2 separate regions of the Homo sapiens genome follow, and region 1 is linked to region 2. Evidence: chromatin contacts called from ENCODE Hi-C or POLR2A ChIA-PET data. All regions are on one chromosome and are shown on one strand. Each heading gives the region's core, a stretch centred on a gene start or an enhancer-like site at or near the end of the contact. The rest is flanking DNA. Distances are from core to core; before and after follow the strand shown. Region 1 overlaps NAV1 (neuron navigator 1). Region 2 holds the start of NAV1 (neuron navigator 1).

The links. Hi-C counts contacts between places; a loop is a spot of excess contacts on that map. ChIA-PET counts read pairs that join two places held with the same protein, here RNA polymerase II (POLR2A). Pooled maps may share reads with other maps.
Region 1: POLR2A ChIA-PET joins it to region 2 with 11 read pairs in AG04449. The contact joins the enhancer-like site here to the promoter of NAV1 in region 2. A Hi-C loop is called at or near these places in 10 of 168 maps with a recorded cell type or tissue (IMR-90, Jurkat, K562 and 6 more) and 1 of 50 pooled maps. POLR2A ChIA-PET finds 5 or more read pairs at or near these places in 3 of 52 experiments (AG04449, Panc1 and endothelial cell of umbilical vein).

The regions. Positions count from the first base shown.
Region 1 is chr1:201,771,476-201,777,140 of GRCh38, reverse strand. All of the region lies in intron 7 of NAV1 (neuron navigator 1), which reads right to left. The region is part of intron 2 of IPO9-AS1 (IPO9 antisense RNA 1); the gene reads left to right. It overlaps LOC124904483 (a long non-coding RNA gene), which reads left to right. Exons shown (of 2, transcript XR_007066790.1): 1 at 1-5,665. Among named protein-coding and RNA genes, the nearest start is that of MIR1231, 34 kb to the left of the region's middle. Within about 2 kb of position 3,245, at least 2 of the 41 ENCODE cell types and tissues checked have a DNase peak (open chromatin) inside an H3K27ac peak, as active enhancers do; they include endothelial cell of umbilical vein and mammary epithelial cell, where a contact is called at or near this core.
Region 2 is chr1:201,537,725-201,543,172 of GRCh38, reverse strand. NAV1 (neuron navigator 1) reads right to left here and starts at 4,046. Exons shown (of 34, transcript NM_001389617.1): 1 at 3,831-4,046. It overlaps LOC124904484 (a long non-coding RNA gene), which reads left to right and starts at 3,028. Exons shown (of 2, transcript XR_007066793.1): 1 at 3,028-3,154.

The DNA of each region.
Region 1 (5,665 bases), core at 1,996-4,495, 230 kb before region 2:
GCTTTGGAAGTAAACTTCGTAAGACCTTACATGTCATAAAATGTCTTTATTCCATCTTTACATGTGAGATTTTGGGTAGCCACAGAATTCTAAGCTGAAAATATCTTCTTTCAGAATCTAAAGGCATTGTTCTATGTCTGTTTCTATTGTTGCCCTTCTGATTCTTTGTCCTTGTATGTGACCTGTTTTTTTTTGTCTCCCCTCTGGAACTTTTAGCATCTTCTTGTGCACTGAAACATCGCTAATGATGTGCCTTGGTGTGGGAGTTATTTTTTATCCATCGTATTGGGTACTTTACCGGATGCTTTGAATCTACACACTCATTACCTTCAGTTTTGAGAAATTTTATCAAAAATTTTTTGATGATTTTCTCTTCATTTTTCAGTTCTCTCTTCTAGAGTATTTGTAATTCAGTTAACAGATTTTTTGGCTGATTTTCTACATTTCTCTCTTATTTTCTAGTACCTTTAAAAAAAAACAACTCTTTTTTTTTTTTTTTTGAGATGGAGTCTTGCTCTGTCACCCAGGCTAGAGTGCAGTGGTGCAATCTGGGCTCACTGCAACCTCCGTCCCCTGGGTTCAAGCGATTCTCCTGCCTCAACCTCCTGAGTAGCTGAGACTACAGGCGCGTGCTGCCATGCCTGGCTAATTTTTTGTATATTTAGTAGAGATGGGGTTTCACCGTGTTAGCCAGAATGGTCTCGATCTCTTGACCTCGTCATCTGCCTGCCTAAGCCTCCCAAAGTGCTGGGATTATAGGCGTGAACCACCATGCCCGAACTTTTTTTTTTTTTTTTTTTTTTTTGTAGAGTCAGGGTCTCCTTATGTTGCCCAGGCTGGTCTCAAGTGATCCTCCCACCTGGGGCTCCCAAAGTGCTGGGATTACTGGCTTGAGCCAGCCTGGCTGCTAAACTCTACTTTTTGAGCAATGGCCTCAATTTTATCTTCCATCCTTTCTATTAAGTTTTTCATTTCTTCTATCACACATACATATATAGGTACACACACATATAAATATATAGACATACATATATATACACATAAATGTATGTATGGGTATTGTATATATGTATATGTATATTTTAGAGACGGGATCTTGTATTCTTACCCAGGCTAGAGTGTGGTGATGCACCATAGTTCACTGCAGCCTCAAACTCCTGGGCTCAAGTGATCTTTCTGCTTCAGTTTCCCGAGTAGCTGGGATTATAGGCGTGTGCTACCATGCCCAGCTAACTTTAAAATTTTTGTAGAGCCAGGGTCTCACTATGTTGTTCAGGCTGGTCTCAAACTCCTGGCTTCAAGCAATCTTCCCTCCTCAGCCTCCCAAAGTGCTGGGATTACAGTTGCGAGCCACTGCGCCCAGGCTTCTACCATATTTTAAATTTCCAAGGCTTCTTTAAAAAATTTTAAACAGCATACTGTTCTTTCTTTCAAGGATACAATCTCTTTTTCAACTCTCGGAGACATTCATTCACTCATTCATTTGGAGGGGCAGGTTTCCAATGTCCTTGCATAGTTTCTGGTTCCAAGTTGCTTTGTTCTGTTTGTACTGGCGGGACTTCGTGTTATAGACCTTCTGAGATGTGTGATGAAGCTTGGCTGTTTGCTTATATGGAAGACTGGGACACTCATTATAAGTTATTGAGAACCTTTGTGCACATGCAGTAGGACTTGTCAACTATGGCTTCAGTATAGGGAGATGAGATTGGACTGATTCATTTAAGTTTTTTCTCATGGGTTGGTCAGATTTCCTAGAGGTGAGTCTTCCAAACTCCAGCCTGCAGCATGTAAGACCAGCATTCTACGAGCTGAGTTAGAGAAGAGCCTGGAGCTTTCAACATTCAATATGCAAAGTTTTATTTATTCCCCTCTCCCTTGTTTTAGTTTAAAATCTATGCCCTCACTTGTGTCAGGAGTCCACCAGTCCAGAGACTACCTGTTTTACTCTCTCCAGAAAATGTCTCCAGTCTTCTGTTAATGGAGGGAAAGGGCTCCCCCTTTGGGAGCAGATGGAGGGGAATGGAGGGGAGAATCTGAGAGTCTAAGTGTTTTTTCTATAAATTTTCAACCAGTCCTCTTGTTTTTAGACTTACCTCTTCCCCTATTAAACCTACCTGATGCCACCAATTATGAAGCTTTTTGAGGATTCTGGGGTGCAAATTGAGTTGCTGCCCCACTTCCTCCACTGCTGGCTCAGGATTCGACTTTAAGTCTGATCCACCAGTTCATACTTGCCAGTCTGATTTCCAGCTTCCCATGATCTCATCACTATTATCTCTTTCTTCTCCTATTCTTTGTCTTTGTGGTTTTATGACTTATGAAAAGAAAAACGCTTTATTTTCATTTAACTTTTGTGGTAGTTGTGAAATATGTGAAATATATCCTAAGTGACTCTTTTGGATAAGATATCCTGATGGGTAGCCTTTGAGTAGAGAGAGGTGACGAGACATTAGCTTTGGAGTTCCAAAGTCAAATTACACAGAGGCAGAAGAAACCATCTAGATAATATTTTTTTTGAGATGGGGTCTTGCTATGTTGCCCGGGCTGGTCATGAACTCCTGGGTTCAAGTGATCCTCTTGCCTCAGCCTCCCAAAGAGCTGGAATTACAGGCATGAGCCATTGCACCTGGGCTAGATGATTTTTTTTGAAGACTCAAGAGCTGTGGGAGAAAAAAGGCTGGATGGACACTGTCCATCCTGAAACATATGACTGGTTGAGGTGTAAGAATAGAATGTCTTTAGAAGAGTTTGCAAATTTTACAGTTCATCAGTCAGAGTACTGCAAAGCAACTGCCTGGTCACTCAAGATAGCAGGGAGAAAGGAAGGCAGCTTAAATATGGCATCAAAAAGAATAAAGTAAAGAGGACAGGGCTCAGAGTTATGCAGGGCTACTGCATCTGTTGTTTGGCAGAAAGAATTTCTTTGCTCACTCTAAGCTGGATTTTGCTGTCTCCCTCCCATTTCTCTTTATATTTGTTTCTCACATAGATCTCAAGTACAGAAAAGAGAGCTGGGCAACAACAAGCTAGGCCTAAATTCACGAGGAGGTGAAAACAACAAAGAATGCAGAGACCTCAATAACCCTGTATAATCTAATCTACAAATCCAAACAACCACCAACAGGCTACTGATGTACGACAGAAATGGTGTCAAAAGTTTTTATTTGGGGCGAGTTCTTATAAGAACAATGGCACTTTGTCATTTTCATCTACCCCCAGAACAGAGAGGAAATGAGTCTGAATGAGCATATGAGAGATTGAGTCAGATATAACAGGACAATGAAGATGAAGAACCTTGTCAACGGATATTTCAAGGGAGCTATAACAGATTATAGAGGTAAATTAAAGAACTTTCTCCATGGGATACTTATTTTCCCACTTACTATTCTCCTCATATCATCTAGTCTACCCTCCAAAATTTACACGTCTCATTCCCTATTTCCACTAAAAAGCATCACCTTTTCCCCTCATTGCTCTATCAAAAACTTAGGTATGTCTTCAACTCCTTTTTCCTCCCCCTCCTCATCAAGACTGTAACACATCATTGATTGTATTACCACTTTCCTTTCAAATCTGTCTCTTCCTTTAACTTTCCCCTGCCTTTGCTCTGGTTCAGAGCCTAATGTCCTCTCACTTGAGCCACTGTGAAAGACTTCTTATCAGTTCTACTCCTCCCTCCCTCTAACATGCACTGAATATAATCAGAAGCCTAATCACCCAAAAGTGTGGCACTTAGCAAAACCTTCATTAGCTCTCTGTTACTGACATGATAAAATAAAAATTCTGCAGCCTGGCTGGGCATGATGGTTTACACCAGTAATCGTAGCACTTTGGGAGGCTGAGGAGGGAGGATTGCTTAAGGCCAGGAGTTTGAGACCAGCCTGGGCAACATAGTGAGACCCTGTCTCTGTGTATTTTTTAAAAAACATTCTACAGCCCATTTATCAAGATTATTCATGAGCCATCATTAATGTAGTATAGTGATTAAGAGCACAGATGTTGGAGCCAGACTACCTGAGTTTAATCCCTATAAACTCTGCCTAGGGTTAAATTCAACTTCAATTGAGCAAACAGTCATCAAGCTCCTAGTATTTTTTTTTTTTTTTTTGAGATGGAATCTTGCTCTGTCGCCCAGGCTGGAGTACAGTGGCATGATCTCGGCTCACTGCAAGCTCCGCCTCCCAGGTTCATGCCATTCTCCTGCCTCAGCCTCCCAAGTAGCTAGGACTACAAGCACCCGCCACCACGCCCGGCCAATTTTTTGTATTTTTAGTAGAGACGGGGTTTCACCGTGTTAGCCAGGATGGTCTCGATCTCCTGACCTCGTGATCCACCCGCCTTGGCCTCCCAAAGTGCTGGGATTATAGGCATGAGCCACTGTGCCCGGCCCAAGCTCCTAGTATTTATAATGCATGGTATCAGTTGCTATGGGCATTCAAAATAAGTGGCTATCCAGAATGAGCGTATAACCCAAGGATGGAGAAAGGTGTATAAATGAAATAAATCCATGACAGAGGTATAGACAACATACATAAAGCAATACAGAGGAAGGAATGATTTCATCTCCAATAAAATCCAGAAATATGACTTTACCATGTTACAATACTGATAAACATAATGCTTTATCCACTTTTCTCCACTCCCATCCCACTCCTACTTCCTATGTTCCCCAGGATTCCTATTAGGTGACCAGCTGTCTTGCCTAATTTCCTTTTAGAAATACAGACCTGCATGAGGAGCCGGTCCTCACACCACTATGCAGTGATCTGTGTGCTGCTGAAGTCTCTGGAGTCCTGGCATTATCCCAGGGATCTGACATCAGTGGACATAAGCCCTATCTGTTCATATTTCACATAGGCATTTTCCATTTCCAGATCAAATGCCAAGTCTTCCATGAGGCTTTCCATGATCCTCCTTGCCAGAAAAATCCCATTCTCTTTTATGTTTCTACAGACATATCTATACTTCTGTTAGAGTGGTCTGCCTTGAAATAGTTATGTCCACACATCTTTTCACTAGACTATATTTCCCTGAAGGTTAGGATTAAATCTTATGCTTCTTCGTACCCCTCATACAATATCTTGTATACAGTGGGCACTCACTCATTGCTTATATGAAAACAAGAATGCATAACTTCAGGAAAAAGGTTAAGATTTTGGAGCTGCTATTTATATATTCTCCAAGAATAACTAGTAATTTGTTTATAAATGTAATCCTTGCTTTGGGGTTGGGGGAATTTATTAACATTCTCTTTTTAGAACTTTCAGTACTCTGCTGAAATTCCCTATCTATACAAAAATGTAATTCACCTTTTCTACTGGATCCTTAAACATATTTATAAAAAGGATTTTACAATCCTTGTCTGTTAGTTTCAACATATGGCTCATCTGTGGATCTGCTTCTATTGACTATTTTTTCCCTCAGTCTTATTTTTTCTGCTTCTTCCTGAGTCTTGTAACTTTTTATTTTATGCCAGATGTTGTGTGTAAAAGTGTGGCAATAGGTATATCCAGAAAAGGACATGTCCCTTCCGCTGTTAGGCTGCTAGGATTGAGAGCTGAGTCAGTCTAGCCTGTCATAGAGCCAGGTTTGGGCTCTGTTATAGGTCAGTTCACCAGTTTTTTTTTTTTTTTTTTTTTTCTAGACGAAGTCTTGCTCTTGTTCC
Region 2 (5,448 bases), core at 2,797-5,296:
TGCCACTCAACATTATACTGAAAGTTCTAGCCAGAGCAATTAGGCAAGAAAAATAAATAAAAATCATTCAAATTGGAAAGAAAGACGTAAAACTATTTCTATTCACAGTTGACATGATCCTATGTATAGAAAATCCCAAAGAATCCAGAAACAAAAAAGCTACTAGAGCTAATAAATTCAGCAAAATTGCAAGGGACAAGATCAACACACAAAAATCAGCTGTGTTTCTACACACCAGTAATACACAAGCCAAAAAGGAAATTAAGAAACAATTCCATTTATGAAAGCTTTCAGAGCATCTGAGGATTGGATATCAGAACAGTCTTGCAGTCTTTTGAAGTGGAATCATCTTGTTAGTAACGGTCCTTGGCAGAGGCACATGCATCAGAGCCTTTAATTTTATATGCATATTAGTGCATCTCATATTAAAATTAAGTAGAGCAAATAGATTTGATGGGGTGGTAGTGTGAACTGCACAGGACATGTGTAAGAACCTGAACCACATCCACAGGCAGGTCAGAGTGGCCTGGGTCTCAGCCATCCTGCCTCGCTTCACGTCTCAAGAGTCACAGGATGCTGGGAAGCAAAATCGCAGGCCTCTCGGAGGAAATCAGGCCTGAGTCAGCCTTCCCAGGAGGTTAAGGGAACAGATGAGGCCCAGGAAACGGTTTACTGTGGAGGGTGTTTTTCGCTAGACTAGTTGGAGGGGTATTTTTAAGTTGAAGAAGGAACTAAAAGTGTTTTTAATTATTATTTTTTGTGTGTGACTAGGGGCCAGAAAGACGAAGTGTTTGCCAAGTATTGCCACATTTCTTAGCTCTCCATGTTCCAGAGACTCGAAAAGTTGATAGATGCTTCCATCACAGAGATAGCTGTCTTGACCCTAATATGTTTCTGTTCCTCTCTCTAGCTAAGAGGTAAGTAACATCTGCTGAGATGGAAACGCTAGGAAGATAAAAATTCCCAGTGATTTGCTGAAAGGGAATGAGCCCTAAACTGAAAGCCAGGAGCCCTGCATTCTAGGCGGGCTTCTGCAGTACCCCAGTTGTGTAGCTCTGAGCCCATCCCTTCCCTTCAGTGGGCCTTGATTCTTGCCTGTAAAGGGGAGAAGAGCAGGGGTTGGGAGGAGTGGAGATCCTTTTAACTTTGACATTCTGGTTTTTCTTAAAGGCCAAACCCTTCAAGAAGTCAAAAGAACTTTAAAAGAAGAGGGAAGTGACACTGATTGGAAATAGGAAGGCAAAAATAGAGACAAATTGTAAAAGATGGATAGGAGATTTTTCTATTCTAGGCCACTCCTTTCTACTGGGCCCAAACTGAGTTGATACCAGAGGTTCACAGGGACTCAGGAGGGGGCTAGATTAGGCAAGAAAGGAAAAACAGCACTCCTTTAAAAAAAAGATGGAGTTTCACTCTTGGCCCCCAGGCTGGAGTGCAATGGCATGATCTCGGCTTACTGCAACCTCTGCCTCCCGGGTTCAAGCAATTCTCCTGTCTCAGCCTCACGAGTAGCTGGGATTACAGGCACCTGCCACCACACCCGGCTAATTTTCATATTTCTAGTTGAGACAGGGTTTCACCACGTTGTCCAGGCTGGTCTCGAACTCCTGACCTCAGGTGATCCGCCCCTCTTACGGGCATGAGCCACCGCACCTGGCCAAAACAGCATTCTTGTTTTCAGTTTCCCCAGGCCAAGGTTTATCAAAGAAGCCAGATCCCAGAAAAAGCCCAAATATTCAAAGCTTGCCTACTTACCCATGGGCAAATCAACATTTTTATGAACTGCTTTTGAGGGAAAAAGAAGTAGAGGGGGTCTGGGGGAGCAAATTAACTCCCAAAGAATGAATAAATGGCACTTAAATGAGATAGGAGGCCTTTGAATGCTACTTAGTTTTTCTCCCCAATTCTATTAGTTTGGCAAGCATCTATAAAGTGCCTACTGTGTGCTGAGTGTTGTGGGTGGTCAGATAGGGTGTTTGGCTGGAAGGTACTCACAGGAAGATAGGCATGTGCACAAACACCCAAATATCTAAAATACAAAGCATGGCACACTGACAATCAACAAAAACAAAAAATGCAAAGCAGAATGTGAGACCTGCCCCAAGGGAAATCAGATAAACTGCTGAAGAAGTTCAGATCAGGGGCTGTTCTCTTTCACCCGGAAATGGTGTTCTCTTTCACCTGGTGTTCTCTTTCACCTGGAAAGTTCAGGAAATAGACCCTAGGGGCTGGAGCCCAAATCTGAAAAACCTTCTTTATTCTTCCAACCGTAGCGATTTTTTCCTGGCTCCACTTTACAGAAGTGAAAACCAGGACAGAGACATGAGGAATTATTTGCTCTCTGATCATCCAGGTGGTTAGCAACACAGCCAGATAGAGAACTACAAACTGATGATTGAAAACTTCCCCTAAAAACTGATGGTGAAAGCACATACTACTAGGAAGCTCATCTTAGAAGACAAAATCCATAGAGCTGTTCCCTCTGTCTCCCTTCTTAGGTCAATCCCAAAGACACACCAACAAAAAGTCAAAGCAGGATTTAAAAAAATGTCATAAGCAAGCTGGAATCATATATATCTCTGGCCTAAAGGAAGCCAAGGTCTCTGCAGTGTCAGATCGTCAGATCCTCCTCCTGGGGAGGCCATTCTTTTTGCGAAGTCTCCAGTCCCATTACAAGTGAGTTGCCGGGGACTTCATGTAGGGGGAACAAGAGCTAGCCCACAGATGAAAACCCAGGCAAGCCCTCTGCTTTTGCACAGTGAACGAACGTGCCCACAGGCTTCTCAGCATTGAATTTGAACGAGCCAATGGTATCCCAATCATTGAAACAGGAAGCCAGATAAACAGCATGTTATCAAGGGGGGATCCAGCTCTTCCCTTAAGCCGGCGCCAGCTGCGCCCTGTGACTATCCTAACAAAGTCCCATTGACTCACCAGCTGATTTTCCTGTGTTCGGCTCCAGGGGACAAGGAACCCTCTCTGCCGGGTGGACGTCACCCCTACACACCGCCCCCGCCACCCGCCACTCGCGTCCTCTCCAGTTCCTGCCTCCCCTCTGCCCGCTGCAAACTTAGCTGCTTCTTTATCCTATGACCAGTTTTTATCGGCTCTGGGGATTAGCAGGGACCAGAGCCCAAGCCTCGGGAGCGCTCAGGTGAGCTCCCCGTGATCACCCAATTTCTGCGTTCTCCTCTCTCCCCTCTCCTCCGGGACCACTTTCTCCGCTCCCAGACGCACTGGGCGGGCGCCAGAGAGGACGGCCTCCGGGAGATTGGCGGGAGGGCGCTTCCCGGCGCATCCCGGGGGTGCGGGGAACGTTTTCTGGAACGGCCCGCGAGGTCACCTGCCCCAGCTGTTCCTCTGGCTCCTGCTGGGATGGGAGGAGTTAACTCTTGCTTCAACGAAAGGCAGAGGTGCGGGTAGGGTGTGTGCTTGCCGTGTGGGTGCGAGTATAAGAACGCAGCACCTGGTGTCTCATGATAAGATCTCAACGCACTTTAAATTGTGGGTATTTCACAACAAGGAAACTGAGGCTCAGAGGGACTGAAGTTAGGCAGCCCCCCCGGAGAGTCAACTCTAGAATCAAACGCGCAGTCAGTCCCATAGGGGTCGAAAGGGCACACACCTTCCCGGGAAGCCGCGAGCATCTTGGTTGTTATTTATTCCAGCGCCTCTCCCGAGCCCAGCCCACAGCCTCCCTCGGGCACCAACCTCCCCTACCCCGAGACTTGGTCTCGGCCTCGCAGGACCTGCCAGCCAAGCCTCGCAAAACGGGAAGCGCCAGACCCTCAGCGCCGCGACCGCGCGACCGCCCCGCGCCGGCCACTCACCGGAGCGCCTGCCCGCCCGGGCTCCGGGTCCGCGCCGCAGCCGCGCAGAGTCGCGCATCCCCAAGGGCAGCGCGGGTGCGGGGTCCGCTTCTCGCGAGCACAAAGTTTCCCGGGGCTCCCCAGGCCGCCTCGGCCCCTCGCACCAGGCTTGGCGTCCGCCGCGCACTCCAGCCTCGGGCCCCGCACTAGGGCAGCCGCCGGCCCCGGCCCCACAATGAGGAGGGAGGCGGCATCCTGAACAAAGTGCCGTCCCCTCGGGAACGGCGGCCGGGGCGGAGCCTCGTGACCCGCTGCCCCAGGCACACGCCGGCTGCCTCCACGGCGGGCCCAGGAGGGGAGTGCCTGGCGGCCGGGGGGCGGGCAGGAGGAGAGAATCCGTCCGATCGCCCTGGCTTTCCTCCCCCTGCACTGTGCCAGTTTAACCCGCAGAGGGGCGGAGGCATGGGTCCCTTCCAGACTTTGTCATTGGAAAGCTATTCCCGTAACCCTTTGCTGCCTTCGCCTTCCCGTCCCGCCTCCCAGGCTGGCCGCAGAAAGGCGGCTGCTCGGTGGCGGACCCGCGAGCTGGCAGGGCAGGAAGCCTTTGCACAATTGAGCCTTTCCTTTGCCCGGGGACCCGCCACCGCCACTTCCAGGCCGGGTTTCCTCCCTCCCCCACATGTCGTCCGGGTACCGCTCGCTGGTTCAGCCGCAGTTCTTTAGGAGAAGGGGACAGATGGATGGGCCAGCCTCTCCACCCGACTTCTGACCCCGGGCACCCACCTCCTTTCTTTCTCCACCCCACTGAACTGTCATGCTGTCTGAGCTGTCTTAGAGGAGGGGGAGGCCCCGCAAGTGCCCCGCAAATAGTAGGTGCTCAGTAAAATAAGTGACTTCTCCCCACCTTCCAGACAGCCGATGCCCCTCCTCCTTCTTCCAGGGACTTGGGAGTGGGAGGAGGGGGAAGAAGAGGAGAGAGGAAATGACAGGACCTGAGGAGAGTGAATGGGAGGAAGGCCCTCAGCCAGAACCTACTGCAGAAGCAGTGCAAGCCCCCTGCCTCCTGGCTTGGGGACTTCCAGGGTCTGCAGGAAGAAGGCAGAAGGAAGCCAGATGACCTGAGCTTTGAAGCAGGCTTTGGAAAGGGAGTAGCTGTGGCCAAGGACCCAGCAGATTCCCCTGCTCCTGCCAACAAATAAGAGGACTGATCTATTCCCAGGGCCATGGGGTTGCAAGTTGGAGGACTGATGGATAGAAAGCAAAACTGCCTACTCCCTGGGAGGTCTCACAGCTCTTTGCCAGCAAAATCAGTGTGAGCAGAGTCAGGATGAGAGCCCTTGAGTCCTCCCTGAACGCCCCACACAGTCAGTAAGGCCACAGTGGCTTTGAATTTGGAGAGATGAGACACCAGACAATGGACAAGCAGTGACATTCAAGAAGTTCCCAACTGATCAGGGAAAAAGATTTGTTGTATGATTTTTGTCCATGAAGGGAGTGAACTGCCTTTTGGCGCGGGATAAGGGGGTGGACTGCAGAGTGACACCCTTACCCTCTGTATAAAGACTAGAAGTGTGGGCTCTTAAGGCAGACTGCATGAGTTCAAATCCTGGATCAATGATTTTTTAGCCATGGGAACTTA